Regions from separate parts of the Mus musculus genome. Here regions 1, 3, 4, 5, 6 and 7 are each linked to region 2. The links are chromatin loops, found by intact Hi-C in ENCODE. Cell type or tissue: gastrocnemius. All regions are shown on one strand.

Region 1 (4,000 bases), 360 kb after region 2:
CTCCCCATCCTGTTTCATGAGCCTTGTTGTCCACTGGATCTGCATGTAGTCCCTGGCACTGAATTCATTAGGGGAAAGCTGAGAGCAGTGAGGTACAAAATGGCTCTCTCAGCTCTCCTTAGATTCAGCCTGCAGCCCCGGGAGGGAGGTGAACTTGTTGAGGAGCAGAGGCAGGAATACCTTGTCAGGGCCAGGAAGCTTCTGCAGCACTGTCTAGTGGTCACATGTTCTCCTTTGGCCTCTACAAACACCATTCCTATGTAAACCAGTGCCCTGAGACTCCCTGGTGTCCCCAAATGGTCTCTAGGGTCTCCGCCTGACCTCTAGAGCTCTGCTAGGGTGTCTTATACAGCCTTGGTATCAGAGCCTCTCAGATAACCCAGGTGTCTGCCCCGAGGTAACTGACAGTGACCCTGAGATCCCATTCTGGAACTGCCTACCTTGTGGGGCTGGGGACTCATACAGGCTCACCCTCTGTCTCGTCTTGAGGACATCGCATTCCTCACCATGGTGATGGACCCCTGGAGGAAGGAGAAGCCCTGAGTGCCTGAGTGCAGGTGAGGATCTGAGGGGTCTGGAGTTCTAGAAAAGCCACTAGCCTCAGGGGTCACCTCTGTTTGGGGTCACATCCATTTCATGGAAATTTGCTCCATGGCGCTTAATCTTTACCTTTCTTTCCATTATGTTGCCACTGTGTGTGTGTGTGTGTGTGTGTGTGTGTGTGTGTGTGTATGTGTGTGTGTGTGTGTGTGTGTGTGTGTGTGAGTGATGTGGGAGGGAGGTACGGGGGCATGGCTACCAGCTTGCTTCAGTGTTGCAGCCAGCAGGCCACCCTCATCTTCTAGTCTTTTATCTGTATCGGCCCGGCCCGGAGCTGGGGAGGGACAGTGAAGGACTGGCCTTCCTGCCCAAGGGTTGTTCCTGTCATTCTGTACTGGGTCAGGACCTCCAAAGAAGGTCTGGGAATTTGACTTCTGCCTGAAAGGGGTCTCTGCATGAACCCCCAACTCTCCGGCTAATCTAGTCCCTCCCCAGCTTCTCTGTCATTTCCTGACACAAAACTCTCTGTCCCAAGCAACTTACCTCGCTCTTCCCTTTCTCTGCCCATGTTGTCAGGTCATGCCAGCTGGGGGGATCTGGACTGCACAGGGTCAGTCCAGGGTGGAGTTTTCAGTACCAGATGGTAGGGGGGAGTTACCTCCCTAGGGGTACTTCCAATGTTATTTGGGGCATTCATTTCCATCCATCTGGAATAACTGTGAGTCCTCTGAACCTTAAACTCCCTGAGCTTGGGGCTGCCAATCCCTGCTGTTGAGATGCCCCATCCTTCAGCCTGTGCTTGCTTTAGCCAGCTGTGTGACACATGCTCTCTTTGTGTTAGCATCCTGGAGAGGGAATGTTGAATGTTGGTGAAGCTCGTCTCCCTCCATAGGGCCAACAGTCAAAACCTCACCTACCCCAACCTTCTGGTGATGTCTACTTCATCTTCTTTACCCTCAGGAAGATCCACTAACATGTAACACCCATTACAGATGGAGGACTCCCCCACCCCATTCCATCCCCGGCTGTTGAGAATCTTTTTCAAGGCAGAAAGCTATCCTACAACCCATCTGGTCCAGCACTGTTGTGTTTTAGAATTGAAAACCAAGGTTCAGAGAGAAAAAAAGACCAAGCTAAAGTTCTGGCCACACAGAGCACCAGGGTTGTTGGAGGGTTGTTGTGAGTCTCTTAGTGGCAAGGGCAGTGGCCTAGCAGGTTCCTGTGACAAGTGCAGAGAGGTGAGGGGAGTGTGACCTTGGAGGGTTATTCCAGGCACACAGACACATGCTCTCCCCCTAATCTTTACCCCCTCCTTTCTTTCCAGCAGCAGCTATAAAAGCCAGGAAATAGCTGTGGATTGATGGCCTGTAATGGGCTTAGTTAGCTCTGTGACCTGCTGAGTTATGTAACTCCTAGTTGCTATCAGCTTGGATAAAGTCTCCATTGAAGCAACTCACTAAGCTGACTCCATGGCATCTCCTTGAGTGTCTTTAGAGGCAGGCGGCAGCAGAAATTCGTCTGCAACTTCAAAGACCAGAAATCGTGATGTGGACATTTCCAAAAATCCTTTAAGCCAATGTTTTTTGTACCCATCTCGAAACCCGCTCACCTCCGTAGCAGCCCCATGCTTGGATGCCTAGGCTTTGCCTTGGTAGAGCTGAGCAGAGGTGTTTTCCTTCCCCTACTGAAGGGATGAGGAAGAGAAACAGGGCAGTGAGCAAGCCAAGCACTGCCGGGGCAAGGGAAGCCCTGAACAGGCTCATCTCTGCTGTTGCTGCGCTTGGCTTCTGGCTCACTGGCACTTGGAAGGTTAAGATCAGAATGGCGCCACCTTGTGCTGAAAAGGGAGAATAGCCCCAGTTCTTCATAGCACAGTGGGTCTTCTTTATCACCCATTCCTTTCCTGCTCTGGAAGAGGTGGGGTCTTGTTATCCAAGGATTCCCCCTCCTTAAATTTCATTTCTCATCCCACCATCTCAGTTAAAGGGACCTAGGAAGAAGGCGTCTAAAGGTGTTGATGCTTGCCCAGTTTCTGCCTGTCTCCAAGGTCTCTGAGGAAACACAAGTGCCTGAGATGTTCCCAGGCAGTAGAGCCACCTCTTTGTGAAGAATGCCTTACATTGCTGCTCCTAATTCTTTGTGAAGACCTCTGGGCAGCTTCTCCAAAGCCGCAGCATGGATGGCATGTGTGCTCGCACGGATGCAGGCATGCACGCCTGCTCCCCCAGGTGCAGACCAAACCAGAGCGTGAAGAGCCAGTAGCTGAAAATCCACTTCAGAATTTGGAACTCAAACCACAGATCTTTGTCTGGGATGAGTCAATGGTATAAGAAGGTAGGCTTGTTGGCAAAGGGCAATAGGAAAAAGAAACTGAGGCACCTGCACAGAAGGATACGGGTGTCTTGTTAATTGTTCAGTGATAAATGATCTCATGGGCTTTTGCAACACAGGTTCTGGAGGCCATCACTGTGGTGACAAGGAGGAAAACCTGGTTTCTGAACAGTTACTCTACTTTGGGGTGTCTGTGCCTGAGATGCCCTGCTGATATCTCCAAAGATACAATTTTGCCTTCTTGCTTGGGAAGAGTGATGCTAGGCTTGAAAATCCTACCAAGGGCATCGGAACCTTCTGGACCCTACTCCCCAAGTTCCCTGTTGTGCCTATGTTAATTTTCCTTAGTTCTGTGTCTGTTTGCCACGCGTGTGCTGAGGTTGGTTCTTGTTACAAAGCGTCATGAACAACAGGTGTCAGGTATGCGTGAACGGTTTCTACAACTGTCACCGTCACCACTGTTCCCAGGCTTCTCTCTGGCTGCAGAGGAATCAAAGTCGCTCTTAGATGTAAAATGTAATCTTCCTGCGTTTAATTTTCAGGATGAACACTTGACCGGGGCCCAGTTGCAGATCTGCCTCCACAGGCAGCGGCTCCATGCCCAGTTAATCTGGTTTCACCAAGCACTGAGCTGCCTTCTGTTCTCTCAGGCCTGTGTGTCCAAGGCCAGGCCTCTGGGTAACATAAGCTCAGCAGTGCTCTCCACAGGGGTTCTCTGCAGGTCTCCTATCAATTTATGGGCACATACTTAGAAAAACTACATGCCATGAAAACGACACTAGGCACAAAGCTAATGACCTCTTCCTATCAAAACTATAAGAAATTGTCTCGCCAAGCAATACAGGCTTCATGAGGGGAAATATTGTTTACCCCTTTAAGGTAGCACCAGGTTTATGGTATCCTAATCTTCAATTGCCCTTGAATCAGAAAATAAGGACTGTGAAGTTGAGGTGGTGGTAGGGGATAACTGGCCGAGAATGAAGAAAGCTTTGTCTCCTAGGAAACAAGATGCTTGGGACTCCAGCTAGGCTGCTCTCATTCTCAAAAGCAAATGTACCAACTTGAGGATAAGAACACGGGGTAACTCTGAGATGAAAACAGGGACAACCCTGTTGTGCAGTAGCTCCCA
Region 2 (4,000 bases):
TTCATTAAGCCCTTAATCCCTCTGTTCTATTTGCACATCTCAAAGGTATTCAGACCAATAGGTCAAAAAAAGACCTCTTAGCCCCCTACAGCTCCCCCTCTTCAGAGTGAGGCCTTAGCCTTTACTGTTCACTCTGACCCTCCTCTCCTCAAAGTCCCTTCCTCTGCAGCTTTACCCCTAGCCCCTGATAAGCCTCCTGTCTCCCCTGTGTGCTGCCAAGACCCCCTCATTAACCTTGCTTCCATTCTTTCCCCCATTCCAGACCTAAAAGGATGCTTTCCTGATTAAAACAGGCTGGGCAGCCTTGGCGCACTCCTTTGATCCCAGCACTCGGGAGACAGACAGTGGATCTCTGTAAGTTCAAGGCCAGCCTGGTCTACAGAGCATGTTCCAGGTCAGCCAGGGCTACACAGAGATACCCTGTCTGGGGTGGGCTAACAAGGCAGGCAAGTTCTACTGCAGCTTTCTTCTTATGTCATTAGGAACTTCCTTTCTCAGAAGGTGTGACTCCTGCTGAGGCACGGATAAGGCCCTGGATTCTATCATCAGCAATGCTTCCTCCTCAGAGTTCACCCCCTGCCCCAGACCTCGTCCTACCCACTCACCTAACTTCCCTTGCTGGTTAGTTTTATGTCAACTTAACCCAGGCTAAACTGATTTGGAAGCAGAAATCTCAACTGAGAAAATGTGCCCCCATCAGACTGGCTTGTGGACAAGTCTGTGGTGCATTTTCTTGATGACTGATGTCTGAGGGCTCAGCTCACTGTTGTGAACAGCGCCTGCCACCCCTGGGTTGATGGTCCCCGGTGCTAGCAGACAGCAGGCTGAACAAGCCATGGAGAACAAGCCAGTAAGCAACGTTCCTCCGTGGCTTCTGCTGCAGTTCCTGTCTCCAGATTCCTGCCTTGAATACCAGCCCTGACATCCCTTTGATGATGGACACAGGACTATGATGTGGAAGTATAAGATAAAATAAACCCCTTTTTCCCCAAGTTGTTTTTGGTCATGGTGTTTCATCATAGCAATAGCAAGCTAACTAAGCCAGCTTCCTATCCACGTTCGTTACCTATCCCTTTTCTCTGCCCTCCAGCTATACTAGCCTTCTGCTGGCCCTCAGTCTCAATACCCTCACCTGCCACAGGACCTTTACACATGCTGTTTCTTCTGCTACATCTCTCACTCCCTGCACTCTTATTCTTTATAGCTACCAATCAAGTATAATGTCCTCAGCAGAGCTTTCCTCTGTGTCTCTTCTACTGGATCGAGTCTCTTGCTAGATTATACCCATTCACGGTACTTGTCGCAGTGTGTAGCTGACTATTCACTAGCTAGTCTCTGAGTAAAAGGGTAGGGAGGAACACACGGGTGTTCGGTGCCTGGTATAGTAGTAGACAGCAGAGGACGCTTGTCATTGACTGAATAAAGTGAATGAACCAAGCAAACAGAGCATGCAGTAAGGACATATTGGCTCAGTGTTACTACTCTGGGAAGGCTTCTCGGAGTGGGTGGGTTCTAGGGAGGATGGGTAGGCTGGATCAAGCAAATTTGGCTGGCTGATCAAATCCTTCGAAGGGAGCCTTATCTCTTGCTTGTAAAAGGGGAAAGAGCTAGGCAAAAGTATTGGATGCTCCGAGGGTCACTCTTCCTGCCAGCACTTTAAATGGAACCCAGCTTATTTTACTCGAATTTTAAGCGCTGAGACGGTTGGATCTTCAAAGGCACGGCAGGGCTGTAGTTCCGCGCTCTACCGCCGAGCGGCGCTCGGAGACCAGCCACAGGGCCAGAGACTTGGCGAGGACAGGGTTCTGGGCCCGCCCTTCTGCAGCCTACCGCCCGAATTGGAGCAGCTATACTGAAGAGTGTGGGACTGTCTGGACCCCAACCTCCGGTCGCCCCACTGTGGGGGTGGGCCTTGCGGCTAGCGGCAGGTATGAGCAAGACACTACAATATGCCTGGCGCCGCGGCAGTCCGTCTTTCAGGCATAGTCTGCGATGTCTGCTCGGATCCCCCTACATGAAGGCTCCTTTTCTTCCCCCACCCTTCTTATCCGCTGCAGGATTAGCTCAGGCTAGCTCTTTGGCTACTTTAGCACCGCCTCTAGGAAGCCTTTCTAGAATGATGTGCTGTCCACAAACCCCTCTCTTGAAGCACCCTGCACCCTGTCACAAACTCATGTTGCTGCCCTGCCTGCTATTTAGTTGCGTTCCCAGGTTGAACTCCCTAAGATAGGTCTATTTGATTCTGAGTGGTCCCTCTCTCCTTCTCCCTCTCCTTCTTTCTTATCTCTCTTCCCCTCTTTCCCTTTCTCTCCCCTCCCTCTTTCCCCTCTGTGTGTATGTATGTGTGTGTGTGTGTGTGTGTGTGTGTTTAGTGTAAGACCTGGTCCTTCAAAGTACTCTGGAGTTCTTGGCTAGTCCCTGACTACTTCTTCTGCTTGTCCCTCACCTGGTCCAGTCCCGGACCCAATACCCATTCCTCTTGACCTGTCTAGACACTAGCAATAGCCACTCCCTTCCTAAGTCACCCACATGAATGCTAAGGATGCCTGCAGTGCAACCGCCCAGGGAGGGGCACTCCACGGGTGATAGAACAGAGCAGGATGGACCATTCTACTCATTATGACCCTCTCTGACCTCACAGATACCCTTCCTACCGCCAGGTCCAAGAAGCTGGGGGAGACTAACCTGGCAGGGAGCCCCCAATGAGCCACCATTCCTCACCACCCCCAAAACATAAGGGGGAGCACAAAGGCCACGGTCTCCCCCGTGGTTCAGAAAGGTGGGCTGGACAAAGAGTGGGGGTCTTTGTGGCTGGGTAACCATTGAGCTGATTTGGGTGGGGCAAAGGGGAAGTGGCCTTCATTTGTGTGACCCATCTGCCCACATTAGGGGCAGCTCTTCCCGGGACAAGGACCGAAGTGCTACTACAGTTAGTAGTTCAGCGCCCATGCCTGCTGGAGGAAAGTCAAGCCGGACTAACTGTCCTCCACCTGCACCGCCGAAGACCGTCAATCGCCTGATCAATGAGAAGTCTCCATACCTCTTACAGCATGCCTACAACCCGGTGGATTGGTGAGAGCCATCCCAGGGTTTCCCTTGAAGCATCTGGGGTCCCTAATCCTCTGAGACTCCCTAGGCTACTGAGTGACCTCTCTTCCTGTTGGGTCTAGGTACCCCTGGGGACAGGAAGCCTTCGACAAGGCCAAAAAAGAAAACAAGCCGATTTTTCTCTCAGGTATACACCCACTGTTCCCAGAATGAGGTTCAGTGACAGGCAGAGGGTTGGGGGTGGTCCCTTGGGTCCCCCGGGGACCTCCTCCTGCCATCCTGTCCCTCTTCTCTCCTAGTGGGGTACTCTACCTGTCACTGGTGCCACATGATGGAGGAGGAATCCTTCCAGAATGAAGAGATAGGGCGCCTGCTCAATGAGAACTTCATCTGTGTCATGGTGGACCGAGAGGAGCGGCCAGATGTGGACAAAGTATACATGACTTTTGTGCAGGTGAGCCATCTCTGTGGCAGTCTAGTCACACCTACAACGCGGCAACTCCCCTGACCCTGGCCCTCCCTCTTCCAGGCCACCAGTAGTGGAGGAGGCTGGCCAATGAATGTGTGGCTGACCCCCGGCCTCCAGCCATTCGTTGGGGGCACCTACTTCCCGCCAGAGGATGGTTTGACTCGAGTTGGCTTCCGAACAGTGTTGATGAGAATCTGTGATCAGGTGGGTGGATGTCTGGGAGGGAAGGTGCCCACGTGCAGGTTGAGAGACCACAGCCACCTCCCATCCCCACCCCGACCTGTGTATGCTGACTTCCACGTGTGTGCTCACCTCCTGTAGTGGAAACTGAACAAGAACACCCTTCTGGAGAACAGCCAGCGCGTCACCACAGCCCTTCTGGCCCGATCTGAGATCAGCGTGGGTGACAGACAGATTCCAGCCTCTGCTGCCACCATGAACAGCCGTTGCTTCCAGCAGCTGGATGAGGGCTATGATGAGGAA
Region 3 (4,000 bases), 66 kb after region 2:
TTAATCAGCACATACGTGTAGGCACAGCCACCAAGGCACACCATACCTACGCCTCAGCACACACCGGCCATCTCACTCTGTACTTTTCCCCAGGGACCCTGGCCTGCTCCTGCTGGCACCCGTACTATTTATTCTCTTAGGTTGTAACAGTGACCCAGACTCTAGATGGTCCCCAAAACCTCTTATATCCCTCCTCTCAGAGCCTGGGGTTCTTCAAGGTCTATACCAGAGCTTGCTTTACTCTTGTGAGTAAGACTTATGCGGAGAGACAGGACAAGACATCCTGGGACTCATCCTTAAGGTCTCCCACAGGGGTCTTGGTCCTGAATTTCTAATAATCTGAATTTCCCAGATGCTAGGGTACCCGTGTGCTAGTCTCCCTTCCACGGTGACAGCCAAGTCTCTCATCTGGGTTTTCTAGGAGTCAAATGTGTAACCCCCCACTTCCTGCTAACATGTCTTCATCCACCCTTCTGTAGCCAAGAGGAGTTATCACCCAGGCAAGGGGAAATGAAAAGGGAAAAGTTGGATTAGCAAGTGACACTGGGCCTAAACGCTTAGGTCTGAAGGGAGAGATTGGGACTGCTAGGTGACAAGACCAGTCCTGTGACACTTGACCTCCAGCATCAGCTTCCTGTCCTCAGCCAGCTCTGACCTCCATCTCCACTAACCCCCTCTTTTTCCCCTCCCACCAGGCCAGGAGGATCCCTGGCAGCTCGGCTTTTGCTGTGGGGCCCTGTACCCCAGCTAAAAGCCTATTTCCTACCATTTTCTCTTTTGCAAACTGTCTGCCCTGGCTGTGCCTTGGGCTCTCTGTGACCTCTACTAACTCACTGTGCCTGTTGCTGTCACCCACAGCTCCTCCAGCTCTCCTCATTGGCCCCTGGGTCTCCCTAGGGGCCCTGGGGCCTTTCCCCCACTGTCTCCCTCTGAACTCTACTCTACCCAAGGCAGTTGATAACTCGTAGAAAGGAAGCCGGGTGATCAGGAGGGAGGCTGGAGTCTTGCTGTCTCATTCTGGTGCTGGGTCACAGGTTTGCTGGGTCTCTCTGAATGGTGGAGAGGCTGCCGGCAGACAAGCGGCTCTAGTTGGTTTGGTGCTCTTTGGACTTGTGTTTCTAACGGAGGGTTTCCTTGATGCCTGCCGATCTGGGCTGGGGGCTGCAGTCAGAAGGGTATTTGGGACCTGGAGCTATGAACAGATGCCCTGTCCCAGCCGTGACTCCCCCTCTCCTCTGAGTTGCCTGGAGGGTCCCTGGCTGAATGCGGCCCCACCACCATCACCCAGACTCCCGAAGCAAGGCTGGAAGGCAGAGTTGTTGTTGGTGATAACTCTATATGGCCCTGATGTGCCTACAATAGTCAGGTTGGGTGGGATAAGAGGGGTTGGGGGTGGGGAGGGTCAAGGGGACTTCTCCCTTCCAGCCTCCCCTCAACATTGTCTCAACTAATAACGGGGCTAATAAGGAGCAGCTTCTTCTAACCTAATTGTATTCAAACATTTTAGTTAATTCTCCATTCATATTTTAGCATAATGGGATCGGGTGTTCTCGACATTTATGGAGATTAATGCAGAGAAAGAGTTCCGGCTGCTGAGGCAAAACAGGGCGACTAGCGCCCTCTGGTTCTCATGGTACTGAAGGAAGGAAGGAAAGAAGGAAGGAAGAGGCCTTGGCTAGCCTAGCCACTCCCCACCATCGGGTGTGGATGACCTGTGGGCTCATGGCATCCCTTGCCTCTGGCCTCTCCTCTCCCCATATTCTTGGGTGTCAGGAAGGCCACCTGAGCAAACAAAGCCACACTTGGCTGGCCCACTCTGAGAACAAAGAGATGACCTCAGGCACCTCTGAGATGCACCTGTGCCCTGGTTATCCACACCTCAAGGCCGATGTGGAGAGGGGTCAGGTGGGCTTGCAGATTTGTCTCGAAGCCAAACCTGCCACTTCTGGGCACTCTTCTTCCTTTGGCTTTTGGTGGGGACTCACCCCCCAGGCCAGTCCTTGCCTCAGTTTACCTCTCTGTGAAGGAATCCTCTGCATGGGAAAAGATAGTTGTATTTGAGCTGGCCTGGACCCAAAGCTTTCTGCCACCCCTGGGCCAGTTGGTTCCTGGCATGGTATTCAGAGGCTATAGGCCTCCCTGGCTAGCTTCTGCCAAGACCTCCTAAGAGGGGAAGGGCTGTCTGGGACCTGAGGCTGCCCATGCTTTCCCTCCGTGTATCTCTCTGTGAGACCAGTCTGTTGGCATATTTCCAGATAGCGTATCCCTCACCCTGGCCTGGCCCTTACCCCAGCACCTAAAAGGAGGGTCCCCTGAAATCTGCCCCCAGATTTCTCTTGCCTGCTTGGCAGGATTACCTTCTGGTGCTGTGACCTTTCTAAGTGGTCAGCTAACTACAAGAAAAACACTATGCCTATGACAGATCTCAGACAGCTCTTCCAGCCCAGCCTGCAGTGTCAGGCAGCCCCAATACCCAGGGTAGGCTGGGTACTCATTAGAAACTGGGTGATTCTGTGGGTGCTGCCTTCCTAGCTTGAGTCTGGGACAGGGCAGAGGCCTGAGCCTCCGCCTCTACCCTCCCCACATGAAACTGTGGGAAGTCTGGGGCACTGTCCTCTGTAGACTCTGTGGTAGGTCAGCAGGCAGCCAAGATGTCCAATTTCCAATCTCCGGTCCTATCACAAATCCCAGCTCTGTGTAATCCCTTCGGCGGCCCTAGGGGCTGAGCTTGGAGAAAGCATTGGAGCCTTCGCCTTAGTGGCTGGAGCTCCCTCTGAGCCCGATTAGATGGGGCGGGGGGGGGGTGTCTTTCATCTTATTGATCCACCTTGCCGCTGAACATGGAATCAAAGGTTATAAGGAGCTGGTATAATTTAGAGGCTGCCCTAGGATATGGGCTCACCCAGTGTCTAATGTAGAGGAGGGGCTTTGCATGTCTCTATCCCATTCCACCCTGACTGCAGGCAGTAGAGCAGATGCTTGACAAGGGACAGACCAAAACAGCCGGCTCCTGCATAGGGCAGTGGGTGGGGGAGGGGGCTGGATGGGTGTCGGGATGCTAGTGGTGACCTGGAATGTTTTAGCACTGGTGTAGAGGCTGGCAGCAGGGAGGGGCTGTGGGGGGAGGGCTGTGGGGGGAGGGTTGTGCCTGATGTCTACTCTACTCTCTTTCCTGCCCCCACCAGAAGCCCAGTGCAAACCCTACTACTCTGACTACTCGCGCTTCCGGCTCCTCGTCCACCACCTGTGTACCAGCCACTACCTGGACCTCTTCATCACTGGTGTCATCGGGCTGAATGTGGTCACGATGGCCATGGAACATTACCAGCAGCCCCAGGTGAGATCAAGAGATGAGGCCAGCAGCCTTGAGACCTTCCCAGGCCGAAGTAAAGATAGCCTCTGGGTGTCAGACAAGTGTTGGGGGCTCTACGTGGGTCCTCATACTTGCGGCAGTCTTCTTAGAGGTGGGTGTCACCTTTGTTTTATACAGGAGGATACTAAGTCTCGGTAGGTTAGTTTGCTCAACCAATATCACACAGCTAGGAACTGGGGACTGAGCACATTTTTATTGAGCATCTAGTCTGTGTGGCTCTGGGTCTTGGAAGGTGAAGAAGACAGACTGATGTTTGTCTGTCCTTCAAGACTCAGATTCTAGGACATTCTCAGTCCCCAGACTCATCTGTTTCCAGTCACCCCTCTCAAATACCTTCTCTGTCAGTCTCTCCATCTGAGCAAGGAGGAGGTTGAACTGATAATGGACCAGCCTCTTTCCAGTCTTAGTGTTCTGTGCCTTCTGGCACATTCTCACGGGTGTCTCAAGGAGAAATTAGATGCCAGGTTTGAATAGTCATGGGACAGTGGCCAGTGGTCAGCCATCATGGTAGGAAAGGGGGAAAACAGGGCTCCCTCAGCATCACCTTACTTCCCAGCTCTGGGAGGTACTGTGATGGAGGGGTGGGGCAGGCTTCAGCCTTGGGGCTACGGAAACCCTGCATCTGGC
Region 4 (4,000 bases), 240 kb after region 2:
GGTAATAGGGTCAGCTGTGCTGTCCTGTCAAGACCCTGCTGGCTCAGGAAGATCAGGGTGAACCCGAGATCAAGGATCACCGGAAGTTCACTGTCAGAGAGATGGTGGCCTCCTGGCAGCAGGGCCCTTGAGCAGCTCCTAAGGCAACAGAGGAGTGTGAAGGGCATTGCGTTATGGCTCTTCTAGCGTAGACCAGTACCCAGGGCTCCCTCTCTGCCTCTCACACTCAGTGGTGGAGAAACTAAGCTGGACCCCATGTCCTTGGGAAAAAGTCAACGACAGCTGGGAGACATCCAGCGGCCAGGCCTCTGCCCAGCAGCTTAGCCCGACATCCATTCCCAGTGAGGAACTTGGTGCAGGGTGGGACTGGGTGTGAGTGGGGTTGGGTCACAGAGAGGTCTGGGTTGGTGGGAACTTCAGAATAGCCTTAGAAACAAGCTTCAGGGCAGAGGTAGAGAGGGGGAGGTCTCCGTGGGGTTTGGAGGGGGGGGAGCTTGCCAGACTTCATAGTACAGAAAGTACAGGTGTGGCTCACAGCAGGGTAGGCTTGGCTTGGGCCTTGTTCTCCAGGCTGTGGAGCTACTTGGCAGGCCCAGCCTAACTTTCCTGCTCAGCTTCCATTCCTGTACAGGTAACTCCTGGGACTGGAAGGAGGGTCATCATTGAAAATTGGGTGGAAGGCTTTTCCCACCAACCCTGAAAATGGGGAGTAGGGACCAGAATCTCTCATGGCCTCTGCAGACCCCTCAGACACCCAGCATCTTCCCTGCAGATGCTTGTCCTGGCCATAATGTCTTGTGACACTTTCTCTAAGTGCTGCCTGGAAACCTGTCACTGTCTGTTTCCTTCTGTGGCATCGAGGGAAGCCGACCGAGCAAGCCATGGGCAGGGCAGGGCTATGTAGAGAGGCTCCTGCTTCGAGCAGCAGGAACAAACACAGCTTATGAAATTACAGGGAATTCAAAGCAGCCGGCATCGCCTGCTGTCTGGTTTCATTACTGGAAATGGCCTCCTCTGAGGGAGGTTTGTTCTGATAACTTAGCAGATCAAGACCTGACACCCTTCATTAGCGCTTTGACGTTGAAGGAGAAGACTGATCCTAGAAGCAGGCAGTGGGAAGGAATTGGCTCAGAGGGACAAAAGCCAGCACCTCCCCGTGCTAGGAAGAGGAAGAGACTATAGGAGATGCTCTTGCAGGTGATTTTTACGGTCTTCTTGGATGGGGAGTCATGGTTATCAGGAGAGCAGCTGGGGGCCTTGAACCCCTTTCAGCCACTTCCCTGTCTTCTACCCACTGTGGCTCAGGCTACCCTCTAATCCTTGTTTGGCTTATCCTTAAAAAAGGCACCTCTCTCTTTCAAGAGTTCCTTTTCTCATCACCCTAAGCATCTAATGACGAAATCAGATACCCTCAATCTATTGGGATAGAAAGGGCTTCTAACCTCCTGGCTACTTACAGGTCTCTTCCCAGGCCTCCCACAAGTACAACCCCTGACTTTCAAGAACTTCCTAACCATTCTGTAAAAACAAAACAAAACAAAACAAAACAAAACCGACTTTAGGCTGTACCTTGATAGCTGTTCTAGCGAACGGATGGGGGAGGGGTGGCTTCAAAAGGCCCTGCCCACACCCAGCAAGCTGCTGCCCTTGCCTCCTATGTTAACGGGGCTGTGTGACACAGGGTGAGTTGCTTGGCTTCACTGTGCATCCATCCTTTGCTTAAGTCCAAACTGGAGGTGCAGCTTGCTGTGAGGATTAAACAGAATGATGCATTAGGGGGTTGGGAGCGTGTAAGGATTATGATATGATTGGTGGTTCTGAGGACCCTAGGCAAATTGCTTGTGTTCTTCCACCGGAAGCCTTTCACTCCGTGTGGCAGGAGGAGGTAGAACCACGTGTCCATAGCGTGCCTAACACCCAAGGGCTCACCAAGCAGGGGCCACCGTGGCCACTGGCGAGGACAGCTCGGTGCTGGTGTAGTGGAGTCCTGGGATACTGTAGCTGCACCAGTTTCTTGGACTCCTCCACAAGTGTGTAGAGACAGGAATGAGGAACGTGATCCGTCCCAGCAGCCCCCGGGGGAGCCAGACCATATCTGGTATCTGGTATGTCTCTCTGGAATGATTTTGGGGGAATTCACCAAAGTTGGAACTTAAGACATGGACTGCCGGTAACCCCTGTAACTCAGGGATGTGGCGCTGCCCGTGTGCATACCCCCCACAAGGGGACTTGGTGCCCGGGGTGGGAGTCAGCTTACACAGCACAGCGCCGGCTGCCTGGGCCCGCCCTTGAATGGCCGTGAACTTGTTTTTCCACGTCATTTGCTCTCAAATGTACTATCGAGCTGGGCGACGCTAACACAGCGGCTCAGGTCCTTCCTCATAACAAGCGATTGTGTGTTCTTTAGAGGTGGCTGAAGGGGAGGAGGGGGGCCTGGCCTCAAGGAGGTGGGGAAAGGGAAACAAACCTGCCTCACAGCGAGCGTGCGTGTCCTGGGGCCAGCTCCCCCCAAAGCACATGCCATTTCTGTCCCTGGAAGGGGTTAAAGGCCTCCTGGAGTCAAAAACAAGCAGGTGTCCCACCGTGCCAGAGACCGCTGCCTAAACTGCTTCCAGCTTTCCCCCCTTCTGCAATACGTCTGTGATCAGCCACGGGACAGAGGCGCCAGCAGCCTGCCTCTGACAGGCTTCGGGTTAGCTCGCTCCCACTCGGGTGGTGCGCCCAGGATATAAATCCAGGCTCGAGCCCCTGCTGTGTTCCTCTCCCTACGCACCCGGGGTGGGGGGTGGGGTGGGGGGGAACAGAGTTTCCTTCCAAAGACCTTTCTTTTATCTGAAGCCTCACAGCCCAGCAGGCTGCACTTGGTGGAGCCAGTCACAGCAGCTGAAGCCAGCAAGCAGGCTCAGCAAGGAGAGGCTCACTTGCTAGGGTGAGAAGGGCAGGTGTTGCCAGCCCTGGAGAAGAAGGCCCCCGTGGGCATCAGCTCTTGGTGTCATTACAGGGGTACCCTCTGACCACTGCAGACGGCACCATGTGTGCCCCAGGGTATCATCGGTTCTGGTTTCACTGGGGGCTGCTGTTGCTGCTGCTCCTCGAGGCTCCCCTTCGAGGCCTAGCACTGCCACCCATCCGATACTCCCATGCGGGCATCTGCCCCAACGACATGAACCCCAACCTCTGGGTGGATGCCCAGAGCACCTGCAAGCGAGAGTGTGAAACAGACCAGGTGAGTGAGATTCCTGAAGCCTAAGATGGACCACTTGAGTGGGTTGGTGATGGTATGGGAGCTATGGTGGAGGGGGGTGGGTGGGGATGAACGACGACTCAGGAGTGACTCCAGGCACATAAAGGGACACAGACGCTGCCAACCTAGAGACAAACAGGGCTTGAGTCTGCCTATCACAGCTGAGGCCTAGAAGAAGAGGGTGTAGTGTCCAAATCCATCTCTGAGGACTCTCCTCTTTGTGTTTGTTGAGGGCTGCTGTGGGCTAGCACCATACAAGGCACGCAGCATGGGATAACATGACAGCATAGTGGATGTTCAGCTGCCCACTCACAGGTAGAGGATGGATGCTCACACAGAGTGATGCCAGAGCCAGGGAAGGACAGGTTGGCTTGGAAATATGTCTGTTTGACACATTGTTGCAATTAGTTTCACCAGGCTTTTAGGCTCTTCCTCAGGTTTGAACTCAGCCGTACAGTAATGAGACTCCTGGGCAGAGTGAGCAGGAGCCAATCTGTACACGCAGTCTAAGTCTCCTGGGAGGGAAATGAACTGAGTTATCACCTCTCTGACTCTTCAGTATCCCCACATGCTCCTCCCTCGTGGATGCTGCTGTAGTCAAGAGCCACCTCCAGACCTTCTTCCCTGGCTACCAGATGGGTTCTTCTAAGAGCCATCCTTGTTCACTCCTGCCCATTGGTTTATCATAGTACTCGTGCCTGATTTAGGTGTGGCCACTACCAGGCTGGCCGTCTCTGAGGGTAGCTCAGAGTCTCC
Region 5 (4,000 bases), 250 kb after region 2:
GCCATCTGCAGCCTGCCTGCCCTGCAAGGGCCTTGCAAAGCTTATGTCCCACGCTGGGCCTACAACAGCCAGACAGGCCTATGCCAGTCCTTCGTCTATGGCGGCTGTGAGGGCAACGGTAACAACTTTGAAAGCCGTGAGGCTTGTGAGGAGTCGTGTCCCTTCCCGAGGGGTAACCAGCACTGCCGGGCCTGCAAGCCCCGGCAAAAACTTGTTACCAGCTTCTGTCGGAGTGACTTTGTCATCCTGGGCAGGGTCTCTGAGCTGACCGAAGAGCAAGACTCAGGCCGTGCCCTGGTGACCGTGGATGAGGTCTTAAAAGATGAGAAGATGGGCCTCAAGTTTCTGGGCCGGGAGCCTCTGGAAGTCACCCTGCTTCATGTAGACTGGACCTGTCCTTGCCCCAACGTGACAGTGGGTGAGACACCACTCATCATCATGGGGGAGGTGGACGGCGGCATGGCCATGCTGAGACCCGATAGCTTTGTGGGGGCATCGAGCACACGGCGGGTCAGGAAGCTCCGTGAGGTCATGTACAAGAAAACCTGTGACGTCCTCAAGGACTTCCTGGGCTTGCAATGAAGCTAGCTCGTCTACCCTGACCCTCCTCCACCCACCCACCCACCCACCCCTGCCCTCAGTCAGCCACCAGGTGACTTGAGGTTAGACAGCTTTGGCTAGGAAAGAAGCATTAGCTAATATGTGGGGAGAAAGCCACCCGTAAAGCCTCCGAAGTTTTAGCACCATCTCTATGTTCTCTCTGCCTGTCCGTGGTCTCACTTTGAAAATGGTAGTGAGCACTAGCCCCCTTTAGAGGTCTGTGGCCCATCGCTTCCCATACTACCAGCGCTGTGACCTTGGACAAGTTGCTTAACCTCTCTGTGCCTTAGATTATTGTGAACAAAGTGGGAAGAGTGGTTGTACCCCCTGGGCTTAGAAGAAAGCAGTGAGCTAAAGGAAGTCGGGGAACCTGACAGGTTCTTTGGGTTCCATAAAATGTCTGTATCTCTGCCCCAGCCCCCAGCCTCCACCCCAGACAAGGTTTCTCTGTGTAGCCCTGGCTGGCCTGGAATTCACTCTGTAGACCAGGTTGGCCATGAACTCAGAGATCTGCCTGCCTCTGCCTCCCAAGTGCTGGGATTAAAAGCGTGCACCACCACGTCTGGCTAGAAGGTCTGTATCTCTGATAGCTGAGAAGGGGGCTGGCAGGGGGAAGAAAGGGCATAGGTAAGTTGTTTCCCATGGGTGGTTCCCTCGGGCAGTCTCGTCCCCCTTTGCTGACCCATGCCCCTCTGCCCAGTCGCCTAGCCTGGGGTCAGGAGGAGATGCCATCTGTATTGTAGAATGGTTTAGCTTGTATAGGAGGTATGTGGGAAGAGAGAGATAAGAGAGTTCGAGGGTCATTTAAGACAGCTGCCCTACTGTGTGCCGCCCCACTACACGGCTGTAGTCAGAGACCATCCACATCAAGGGTCGTGAACATCAAGAAGCCAAAGCTTCAACCTAGGCTCTAACTTCTCCTAATGGAGACTGAAGGGCCGGCTGCCTTTGGTGTCACCACACCAAGCGAATCCATGTTTTCTTTCCTTAGCTGCCTTGGTTTGCTTGTGTGCTTCTGTACATTTCAGCTCAGTGAACACTTCCTGGGTGCCAGGTGCTAGGACCATAGAGACTGATTCTGCTCTACTGGCCGAGTCTGAAGGCCGTCCTGTATCTCAGCTCCCCCAGGCGCCAGTGGGTGATTGACAGCGGCTAGGCATTTTCATCTGATGAGCCAGGTGCTTTCATGTGCTGTGGACTTCCTAGGAAAAGCCCAAAGATCTGTTTTGGTAGCAAGAGAAATAAAGAAGACAAAGGCAGGAGGATCAGGGGGCAGCCTAGGCACCAGAGAGGATGTGGGCCCAGGGAGAATGAACATTGCTTGATGCTGCCATCTAGTGGTGCATATGGGCACCTTCAGGGATCAGGAGGAAAGATCTATCTGGGTGGGGCCTGGGAGGGGCCTCTTGGCGATGGCAGCTCTGAGATCACTTGTTTCTTCTGGTCCCAGATACAAAGGCACTGTGTAGAGGATTTGGAACCCCTCTGTCATCTCTGCATCTGCCCTGTTCCCTCCTCAGACCTTCATTCTTTCGACATCCCTCCAAAGGAAGCACTGTGGGATGCCCTAATGGCTTCCTCAAATATACGGAGGACGATAATAAATAAAATTTCATAGTGTCAACTGCTCTACGTGTGTGGCTCTTTTAGGAAGGTGAGGAAGGGGCGGTGATCATGTCATTGACTCTGGTGGCCTCTTAGGAGGGAAGTTCGGTCAATGGCACCATATTTGGGCCGTGAAGGGACACAGTAGCTTCTCAGGGCCCCTATGAAATATAAGGCTCCTTAACCACACTCTGAAGAGTTTAATGAGGTAACCGGGAGAAAACCTAACCAAGAAGGCAGGGTGACTTTTCCACACTCGTAGACAAGGAGCGCTATGGCCCCGGCCTGTGGCCTAACTGCTCTGTGGGGGACAGCAGGGATCAGGGCCACAGACAAGATCCTCCTGCCTCTAATACTGTGGAGTCTAAGTGTGAAGGTGGGAGGGACAAAAGCAGGGCAGGCAGATGCTCTGCTGTGACTTCTAGGGACGTCAGGAAGCGGCCTGCTCTCCAGCGTCCTCAGGGTGCCCGAGTTCTGACAAAGCTGGCAGTCGTGCATTTGAACCCAGGGAGACTTACTGTTGTTCCCCAGACCCAATCAAGAGTGTGGAACCCACAGCCTGTTTCATCCTCAACAGAGGCACCCCTCCCTTGCATTTCCATGGGGTTCTCGGGGCTATACCCAAAGGAGGAATTCAAGCCAGGCCCAGCCTGGCCTAGAGCAGCCTCTTTCACCTAAAGGCTTGGGGGTGGGTGGGTGAGGGGCTTCTATTTCTAAGAGAAGAGGGGGCAGGGAGTGGGAAGGCCACACCATCACTAAAGGACACTGAGCAAGGAACTTAGCCCTCGGGATGACATGAACGATGATCACTTCCCAACCTAGTCAGGTGTCCAATGAGGGTGAGGACTGTTGCCTCACTCTGTCCATAGCAGCCTGGGGACACCGACTGAACCTGCTTCTAGGCCACAATATCCAACAAATACTCTCAGAGCCCAAGGGCAAATGCCTCCTCCCCAGCCTCACCTGTCACCTGCCGCTTTAGTTCACGTGTACAAAGAAGAGTCTAAACCCCACGGTTAAGTCCAGCTTGCTGTTCTGCCCCCCTGGTAGAGAGGGAAATTCAGGGGGGGTTGACAGCACAGAAACTACCTAGCCCAGGAGGCTCTGGCTCGCCGAGACCTGAATCCATCCTCCATCACTAACTTGCTGTCTCTGAACCTCTTCATGTCTAGCCCGCACAAAGAGTAGGAAGAGCACTTACTTTCATCGTGTTGCTGGTGGTGGTGTTGTGTGCATAGGCACACTCACACGCATGCTCATGTGTGTGAAAGCAGGGACACGTGTGGCCATCAGAGGACAGCCTCGGATGTCTGCCCTCCCCTTTCACTTGGGACTTGTATACACCACACAGCTGGCCCGGAAGCTTCCAGAGACTCTCCATCTCCCATCTCATCACAGGAGCACTGGGGTTACAGATAACGTGCTACCTCGCGCCTGGCGTTTTGTGAGTTCGAGATATTCACACTCAAGTCCCTGTGGTTATGAGGCAAGTGTTCACCACTGAGCCATCTCCTCTGCCCTGGATTTGTTGTTTTGCTCTAGACAGAGTCTCTCGGTGTAGCATAAACTTACCTCAGCCTCACTCCGCAGTCCAGATTGGTCTCAAACTAGTGATTCTCCTATTTCAGTCTCTCAAGAGCTGAGATGACAGGTTTGTTCCACTACGATGCCTGCATAGTCATAGCACTTGGAGAAACTTGGAATCCAACCCATTACCCTGTAAGAACATAGCCTGGCTTAGAGTGGTCCTTTGACCCTCTGAGGCTCCCTGGGCAAGGACCCCAGGGCCAAACAC
Region 6 (4,000 bases), 150 kb after region 2:
CATCCTTCTGATAGAGCAAGTATGAGAGCACAAATGCCCAAATTATTCTGCCTCTCCCTGGTGCTAAGAAAAGGTCTCTGCTGTGCTGATTTATTAGGCCAATTTGGCATGACGTCTGCTTTGTGAGGTGCTGGGAGGCCTAAACCAAACAGGAGATTCATTCAGCGTCCTTCCCTGCTAGAGATCTGAAGGTGGCGGGCTGTGCCTCCTCTCCTGTCTTGGGAGTTCGCTTCTGAACTCACTGAGGCCATGACAGGTGCCGACAGCCCAAAGGGGAGGCTCGGTTGTGTCAAGTAAATAGGATAATCAAAAACTGTGGTTAATAGGGGATGACCTCTATCTAGCTGCTCAGCGACTCCAGGGAAACCAAGTGACTGGGAGGGAAGACATCACACAGAATCCATCTCCAGACACGACCCACGGGGTGAGACAGTGACACTCGTGACAGGGCAGAGGCAGGCAACAGTGGGGTGGCAGACACTCGGCTGGGGATCTGGTCCTCTTTTTCCTCCACAGCGCCAGCCCCATGGGACTTCACAGCAATTTGAACCCTCTATGATTAGAATACAGTGGCAAAACGAGGGCAAAACGAGAGAGAATGGGCTGGGTCAGTTAACAGTTAATTTTAATAATACCTGTTATGTTTAAAGAGTCAACAACACACGAGGAAAAGTCTTCTGTGAATGTTTACACAGTGTGAACACATGCTTTAACTATGCAGTGGAGGAGGAGAGGAGCATTCAGTTAACAAAGCCTAAAAGAAAACCCCTTGTTATAAATTACACAACGCATATAAAAATATTTCTCTGAATGCATAGATTAAGACTCGGAACTCACCTAAGAGCAATCACACAGTTCCATCCCACTGCCCGAGACACTGACCCCAGAGGACTGTGGCAAAGCACAGGACACTGGGCAGAGCCATGTGGGCCACCACAACCTTTGGTCAGTCTGAAGTGCTTGCTTGCTCCTCTGTAGCCCACCTCCCAGCCAGCTCTACTGCTTCTCAGAATCTCTAATCAACCAGGGAGGCTGAAGGAGTCTCAACCCCAGTGATTTAGACATGAATTAATACTGAGTTTATTTCTTCTAAGATAGAATCACGCTTAATTGAATTACTAAACTTTTTCAAAGCAAATTAGGAGGGAAAAAGGTTAGTACATTTAGTTAAAGTAGTTTCTGATTGGTTGAAACACAAGGGAGGTGTCTTCATTAAAGCACTTGGGAAAGGGGGTGGTGAGCCACAGCCACTCCACTACGCAAACACTCTACAAGGGAAGTCACCAGCTGTGCCAGGGCCAGGCACCATGCAGTCACCTCACAGTGACCCACACAGTGACACTGGCTTTGAAGAACACCTCAAGCTCATTTCAGCACTCAGGCGGCAGTGGGAGGCCATTACCTCAGCACAAGGTTCTCTTCCAGTGCATCTGCATGTTTTCAGTCAACTGCAGTGTTCTAATAAAATTAAGTTAATACCCAGGAAGTTAAGTTTCTTTGGAAACTATAGGCACTATGGGGAAAAGCTTAAGACAGCAGGGGTCCCGTCAACAGCTGCTCCAGCCCTGTTCTCCTGCTCTTGTGTGCGCCAGGTCCTATCTATCTAAAGTTAAGCAAACCGAGGTGGCTTTTCGTCTTTAATGAGGCTGAGGGGGGGAGACTCTTGCATGCGCTCTTGGAGAAGAGTCGTACACCATGCTCCAGAGTCTAATCAGGCCCTCACAACTGACTGTGGAGGTAACGGGGAATTCCTAAAATTGAACAATTTGTTTATAAAAGCAACAGATTCCAGAGTTATGTAAAAACCCTAATAATTTTCAAAATAACCTTTATCTTTGATACAAAAATAAAGATGCTAACTCCTTTAGTTCAGTTTCCCACAATAACCTTTAAACCAGCAACAAGTCCGGGCTCAAAAGCTGCTCTTTGTTCCTGGAGGGAGTGAGAGTGGTGGGCGCCTTGTCCAACAGCGCCTGTGCTCTTCTTGAATGGTGCAATTAGACAGGGTGACAGGAGTGGCCACGGAGCAGGTGGTGGCTCCTTTAGAAAGCATTAGAGAGCCCTCTAGTGACTGTGGAGGGGAGCAGATGTGAAGATGACTGTCGAGACAGCCGCAGTCATCAGTGGTCATAAAAGAAAACTGGGGGAGGGGAAGCTCTTTTGGTTAACAGCCTATTTACAATTAGGTAACTATATTTTAAATACTTTAAACCTGAGTAACATTTATAAATATGCTATATGAGACCTCACAGCCACAGGTCATACCAGAATCCCTCTGTCCAGTACCTGTGTGTGCTTTCTTTCTTTCCCCAGTCTTCCTCCCTCATCAGTTCAAAATTTCTTGAGTGTCACGAGCATGCAACACCAAGAGAGGCACGCCCGGCCCTTCAGGCGCACTGTCAACAGGAGTGGCTAGAAATAGGTCTGCGCTCTCAGCTTCTGCTTTGACAACTCTCTAGATCCTGCACATTAAACACTGGCTCTCGAACCTTCGGCTTCTGCCTCTCAAGACTACTTTCCAGCTGTTCAAAGATTCAGCAATAGTTTATTGTGCACCAAGAGGCTTGGAAGAGTGGCACCGCTGCTGGGGGGTCGGGGCTCCTGCCTGGTGAGGCGGGGTGTTAGTGAACACTACGCAGTGGCACCAGGGGCCCTGGTGGGCATACGAGGCTTTGGGATCAATGGCTTGTCCTTTGGCCCAGAGATGACACATACTGTCACAGTACTCAGTGATGAAGTCCCTGCTGCATCAGTACGTCAGTTTTGAAGCTCTCCGGTTATAGCAAGGCCTCTCAGTCAGTGTGGATGCAGCGTTTCTAAACAGAAAATTATTGTCACTTATCATCAGAACCAGTTCCAGCTCCTGGAAGTCCTGGAGTCGGGCAACATCTTTGTCCTGAAACAAAACCGGGTAATGGATTAAAATTTTCTTTTCATTTAGTTAGCTCTTTATTACATTTGTTCGTTTTGTGTGCACACATTTGTGTTATAATGCACATGTGGAGATCAGAGGGCAACCTGTGGGAACTGGTTCTCTCCTTCCACCATGTGGGGCCCTGGGACAGACAGAACTCAGGTCTTCAGGCTTTGCAGTAGGTGCCTCTACCCACTGAGCCAACTTGCCAGCCCAAGGCAACAGAGCAATAGCAGCAGTCTGTGTCTATGCTTGGTTGGTTGTATTAATTCCAGGGTCTTGGTTCATCTTTAATCTAAAAGGAAAATTAAATCCCTGAGACAGCTAAGCAGTGATCAGCCCCCACATTTAATCTGAACAAGAAGGAGAAAGTTCTGTCTCTGTTGCAGGATGAGAATGCCCTAAAGGGACAGGCAGGTGAGTGTCAGGTTTCCTCAGGAACTTAGAGAAGCCAGAAGCTTGATGCTGGAGAGCCCATAGCTGGCTGGAGCATCACAAAGATGCCAGGTGGGCCGCATATCATATGGCATAAGGCTACAGGTTACTATGGGAACAACTGAAACAGGCCCATGTAACATCCTGCTATCTTCCAACCTTCAAAAGTGCCAGTGTATTAGAGTATGATCGTTCACACATTTAATCCTAGCAGGCAAGAAGCAGAGGCAGGAGGACTGCCATAAATCCAAGGCTGGCCTGAGACACACAACAAATACCAAGCAAGCTAGGGCTACACATCAAGACCCTGCCTGGAAAGAAATACATGAGTAAGGTGGGGGCTTCTCTGTGGACTCAGAGGAAGGGGAAGAAAGCTTATGGAGTGATTACAGTAAGGCTGGAGCTGGAGCTCAGAGCCTTGCACATAGCAAGCACAAGCTTTAACCTGGCCTTGGCCTTGGCTCTCCTTTGTCCTTTTTATTGGCTTCCACTTAAGCTATGGCTCAATAACCAAGGGAGAAGTTAAGTGTGCTTGAAATGAAAACAGCAACCACTCACACTGAGCAGACTTTCCTTACCTTTCTTAACAGAGTGTTGGGTAACTTTCTTATCTTTTCCACTTGGTCTGGATTAACACCCAGCTCACAGCAG
Region 7 (4,000 bases), 82 kb after region 2:
CGCTGAGTCTGAACGGTGCATGGTGATCTTGGGGAAGTGGGGTTGGGGAGACAGCAGGTCTTTGGTTAGGGCCTCCAACGCAGGGGCTTCTGAGACAAGGGTAGTGGGGGGGGTGCTTTTGGAAGCTAGAGCATCTCTCTCTCTCTCTCTCTCTCTCTCTCTCTCTCTCTCTCTCTCCCTCTCTCTCTCCCTGGGTGCCTTGCCTTCTTGCCTTCATTCAGTCTTCTTCCTGGGGGTTCAAAGAAGAAACTGTGTCAAGAGCCCCAGGCCTCCACCTCGGGCTTGGCTGCTTCAGTTTCCACCCCCAAGGCTCCAGGAAAAGGCCTGTCTGGGGGTGGGGAACTGGGAAAAAAAGGAGTGATCTGAGCTGGTGCTAAAAACAAACCTGAGGCTCACACGCAGTCTCTCGCTCCTCCAAGGGCTGAAGCCAGGGAAGTACCCGGCTAGCTTTTTTTTTTTTTTTTCCATGCAGTGGTGGGTTCATAGAAGTTAAGAGCTGAGGTCACACAGTCAGAATTTGACTCTAGGGCTGGCCTTCTGCAGCCCACACCATCTCAGTCTGTTCTCACTGCGGAGGAAACAGGAAGCGATGGAAAGATCCATGCTTACAAAATGAAAAGAATTTTGCAAGGAGGCTAGGGGACCCTTTCCTGAAGCGGTCACATTGGGTTTATAGAAATACACATGTGTTCTCTGTGTGGCATAGTCAGTGGGCTAGAAGGGTCCACGGCCTCCCACCTGGTGGGATACTAGCCTCTAACATGATCCCAGCCATAGGGATTGTGGTGGTGTCCTTTGACCTCCAAGGTAATGCAGGTTCTGCAGTCACTCCAGGTTTCCAGGCAATGTCCTTCCCTAGAATGGCTCGCTCTGCCCTTTGAACCCCTGGCACCTGCTTGTCTCAATCACCACGGTCTCCACCCTTCTTTCATGCTCCCACCCGGGCCTCTACCCACTTTCCAAATATGTTTCAGCCTCACCTTCATCCGTTCTCCCAACGTTGTCTGGTGCCCTATGGTTTCCCCTGCTGAGGCGCCAACCTGCCCCACCTGGTGACAGCCATGTAGTGAGGGCGTTAGACACCAGGTGGCAGCACAGAGCACTTTCAGCTGGTGCCACCCAGGGTTTCTCTGCAAGAGGGATAAATCTGGGAAGAAGATACCAACTGTGGTGGATCCGTCCACACACAGATGCCCTGTATAGCCCAAAAGAGGAAGCAGCTCACGGTGTGAAGAACTTGTCTGTGTGGAACCACAGACTAGAACACACCATCTGAGCGCTGGGGAGCCACAGCCAGGTGGAAAGGGAGGGTGAGTCCCTGGTGCCAACAGGCCCCTTAAGGCCACTAAACTAATCCCAGACCGAGGTGGCATGTTGGATAGGGGACTTAACTCTCAAAGCAAATCTAGTTGTTTACTGATCCCATCTGTAGGGCAGGATAAAGTGGATCAAGGAATGAGCTGCCCAGTAAAGTCCAGGAGGGAAGTCTGCTACAAACCCCACACTCTGCGTGCCTTAGCTCCTATCCCAGTGTATGAGCTTGGCTGAGACCCACAGATCCTATTAATTATTACTTTGAAAACTCTGAAATCGGGTGCAGTAGCCAAGCCCTGGCCTGCATGCCAATTAGATGAGGGAGCAGGCTGGGGCAGAGGGCAGACTTGCTGAGACTGGGAGGGGTCCAGGCAGATCCAGATGGGCTGAAGTCTGGCGGAAGCCAGAAGGGGGAAGCAGGGTGTGCGCCGGTGCATAATTTAGGGGTGTTCACAAACTTTAAAGGTCTGTAAACATTCAGTGAGATGGGGGGTGGGGGTCACATTGCTGGTTCTACACTGTCCCTTTTGTTAGATCCAACCCACCCTGCCCACAGGCAGCATTTCCTGTGCCTAGGTCTTCCTGTCTCCTTTGCGCTTCTTTCTAGCTCCTGCTGCTATGCCCACTCTGGATTTGCCTTTCCCTTTTTCTTCTCTTGCCCGTTTTCTTGCCAGGAAATTCCTGACGCGGGACTCCTTCAAGATGCTCACTGGCGGAGGAGACACAGCGCATGCGTAGTCCATCTAGTTTGGAATCGCAGCCAGGTGGAAAAGCAGGGCGAGGCATTGGTCACCAGACTCTGTTCCCCTCTATGCCTCAGCTCAAACCTTGTTGCTCCTCTCATCATCCCATTCGATAGAAATATCTTAGTTCTGAATACTCAAAGGCAGAGTGGGCCTTGCTCACTTTGGGGACTGTTCCTCGTGACACGGTGGCCTCACTACCTACCTTCTAGGGAAATGACATTCTGAGAAATGCTGCTTTAACTTTCCCTATACAAAGCAAACTTTCACCCAATCTGTAATAAGTTAACCATATTCTCTGAGATTATTTACAACCATGCACTCACTCTCCCACAGGCTGCGCATTCAACCTATTCAGAATTACCTTCAAAGACTGTAATCACTCTTGCTATGCTTTGGACATCCCAATGTACCATGTTCCCTATTTTCCCTTTGGGACTCTTTCATGCCCCTGACTCAGAACAATGTATGTGTATGGAAGATGTGGTAACCAGGTTTAAGACCATTCGCTTGGAAACATTGAGGGGTTGAAAGCAACGTCACTTCCTCCTTCTCCCGCAGAAATCTGTGGGTACAGATTCCTAATATTCGACTGTGGCTCTGTGTGCTGTTCTGAATCAGTAGGGCCAGGAAGACGATTTTTCTCCCTATGGGAATCCTGTAAAAGATGAAGACAAAGGTTCCTCCCTCTTTTTCATTACTGGATTTACTATGCTGCTCAATAGAGAGGATGGCCTTTGTTCAGAATCTACTTTTTAGACTCTTTTAGATTATGTTACTCTCTTTCAGACTAGTCTTCTTTTAGATTAGACTAAATTAGATTAGGACAGGAAAGGCGGAAATATGAGGCCCACTCTTGGGTAAAGGGCACCAAGAGCTAGTCTTTAGTCTTTTATATGGCATAGCCACATTTGGACGCCTTGCTGGAGGAAGCATTCTTCCACCCAGCTACCCACTTGAGTTGCTGGTAAGTGAGCTACAAGCACAGGGATTTTCCGATAGGTGCTGAGGAAATCGGTCTCCTTCTCGCCAGGCTGGTTTAGTCTGGGGAAAGCTCTTGCTTTCACTCTGGGGAACTCTCTGTCCCCTGAATTTTGAGCTCATGCACAGCAGTTAGTTAATGACTCTGCTTGTGAGTATCAGAGCTAAGATGCCTTCAGAAGACATTTATGTGCTTTTAAGCATTATTCAAAAGGACTGCCCCTGGCATCCTGAAAGAGACTTGGGCAGGGCAGGGTGGGATTGGTAACCCGATTGTGCTGTGCGTAGGACAGGTTCAGTGGAAGCTCTTAATTCTTTGGAACCAAGTTAGGTGAGCTGTAAAGTATTATCAACAGAGGAGAGGGGAACTTCTGGGAAAATCATTACCTACTAAAATTCTTGTATTCCCTCAGCCTCATTTTCTGCCAGTAGGTAATCCGTACTCACAAAATGACTTCCAAAAATGTCTTGAAGTGGCTTCTCAAACAGGAGAATTTTTTTTTAAAGATTTATTTTTTTTTATTATATGTAAATACACTGTAGCTGTCTTCAGATACTCCAGAAGAGGGCATCAGATTTCATTACGGATGGTTGTGAGCCACCATGTGGTTGCTGGGATTTGAACTTGGGACCTCCAGAAGAGCAGTCGGCGCTCTTAACCACTGAGCCATCTCGCCAGCCCCAAACAGGAGAATTTTTAACCTCATATCCTTTCTTTAGAGAAGACAGTTCCCAGTCATGAAGGGTTCTTGTTTTCCTGCTTAAAGATTTTTTTTTAAAGAGCATTAAAGAGAATGGGGGCCAAGGCCATTTTCCCCATGAATAAATAGATGTTATATCAAATATTATGAAATATCACCTTTTGGCTGGCAAGCCCTTATGAGAACAATGCTTACCACTGCTCAATATAGTTTATAGTTCCAGGGGTGGGTGGATACATGCCGGTCTGTTGCTGCTTACAG

Evidence for each region. Hi-C counts contacts between places; a loop is a spot of excess contacts. Peaks named below come from ENCODE experiments on the same cell type or tissue, not always from the same donor. Only the 100,000 strongest peaks of a DNase experiment are listed, where the experiment ranks them.
Region 1: it touches region 2 in a loop (6-fold over the local background); 24 of 42 quality-filtered maps call a loop at or near these places.
Region 3: a loop joins it to region 2, with 4 times the contacts of the local background. A loop is called at or near these places in 19 of 42 quality-filtered maps.
Region 4: it touches region 2 in a loop (2.3-fold over the local background); 19 of 42 quality-filtered maps call a loop at or near these places.
Region 5: a loop joins it to region 2, with 5 times the contacts of the local background. A loop is called at or near these places in 19 of 42 quality-filtered maps.
Region 6: a loop joins it to region 2, with 4 times the contacts of the local background. A loop is called at or near these places in 36 of 42 quality-filtered maps.
Region 7: it touches region 2 in a loop (2.6-fold over the local background); 5 of 42 quality-filtered maps call a loop at or near these places.

What each region holds. Positions count from the first base shown.
Region 1 is chr11:94,128,183-94,132,182 of GRCm38, reverse strand. No RefSeq gene overlaps it. Among named protein-coding and RNA genes, the nearest start is that of B230206L02Rik, 3.3 kb to the left of the region's middle. In gastrocnemius, a CTCF peak has its summit at 2,391 (motif pointing left); DNase peaks (open chromatin) are centred at 1,201, 2,309 and 3,487; H3K4me3 peaks cover 367 bases; H3K27ac peaks cover 3,237 bases.
Region 2 is chr11:94,483,989-94,487,988 of GRCm38, reverse strand. It overlaps Spata20 (spermatogenesis associated 20), which reads left to right and starts at 2,679. Exons shown (of 16, transcript NM_144827.4): 1 at 2,679-2,779; 2 at 2,890-3,072; 3 at 3,171-3,235; 4 at 3,348-3,502; 5 at 3,578-3,721; 6 at 3,839-4,000. The coding sequence starts at 2,703. In gastrocnemius, a CTCF peak has its summit at 1,749; DNase peaks (open chromatin) are centred at 1,776 and 3,957; H3K4me3 peaks cover 259 bases.
Region 3 is chr11:94,418,156-94,422,155 of GRCm38, reverse strand. Cacna1g (calcium channel, voltage-dependent, T type, alpha 1G subunit) reads left to right here. Exons shown (of 35, transcript NM_001177888.1): 26 at 3,186-3,337. Among named protein-coding and RNA genes, the nearest start is that of Gm51872, 14 kb to the left of the region's middle. In gastrocnemius, a CTCF peak has its summit at 1,617; a DNase peak (open chromatin) is centred at 1,648.
Region 4 is chr11:94,241,581-94,245,580 of GRCm38, reverse strand. It overlaps Wfikkn2 (WAP, follistatin/kazal, immunoglobulin, kunitz and netrin domain containing 2), which reads left to right and starts at 3,002. Exons shown (of 2, transcript NM_181819.2): 1 at 3,002-3,226. The coding sequence starts at 3,032. In gastrocnemius, a CTCF peak has its summit at 2,247; DNase peaks (open chromatin) are centred at 542, 2,084, 2,508 and 2,603; H3K4me3 peaks cover 1,325 bases; H3K27ac peaks cover 1,556 bases.
Region 5 is chr11:94,234,180-94,238,179 of GRCm38, reverse strand. Wfikkn2 (WAP, follistatin/kazal, immunoglobulin, kunitz and netrin domain containing 2) reads left to right here. Exons shown (of 2, transcript NM_181819.2): 2 at 1-2,228. The coding sequence ends at 582. Among named protein-coding and RNA genes, the nearest start is that of Wfikkn2, 6.4 kb to the left of the region's middle. In gastrocnemius, a CTCF peak has its summit at 1,941 (motif pointing left); DNase peaks (open chromatin) are centred at 1,280 and 1,945; H3K27ac peaks cover 1,352 bases.
Region 6 is chr11:94,338,449-94,342,448 of GRCm38, reverse strand. Ankrd40 (ankyrin repeat domain 40) reads right to left here. Exons shown (of 5, transcript NM_027799.2): 4 at 3,928-4,000; 5 at 602-2,896. The coding sequence ends at 2,750. Among named protein-coding and RNA genes, the nearest start is that of Gm51871, 12 kb to the left of the region's middle. In gastrocnemius, a CTCF peak has its summit at 2,064 (motif pointing left); a DNase peak (open chromatin) is centred at 2,033.
Region 7 is chr11:94,401,976-94,405,975 of GRCm38, reverse strand. No RefSeq gene overlaps it. Among named protein-coding and RNA genes, the nearest start is that of Abcc3, 11 kb to the right of the region's middle. In gastrocnemius, no CTCF peak of the experiment used is centred here; DNase peaks (open chromatin) are centred at 1,079 and 1,662.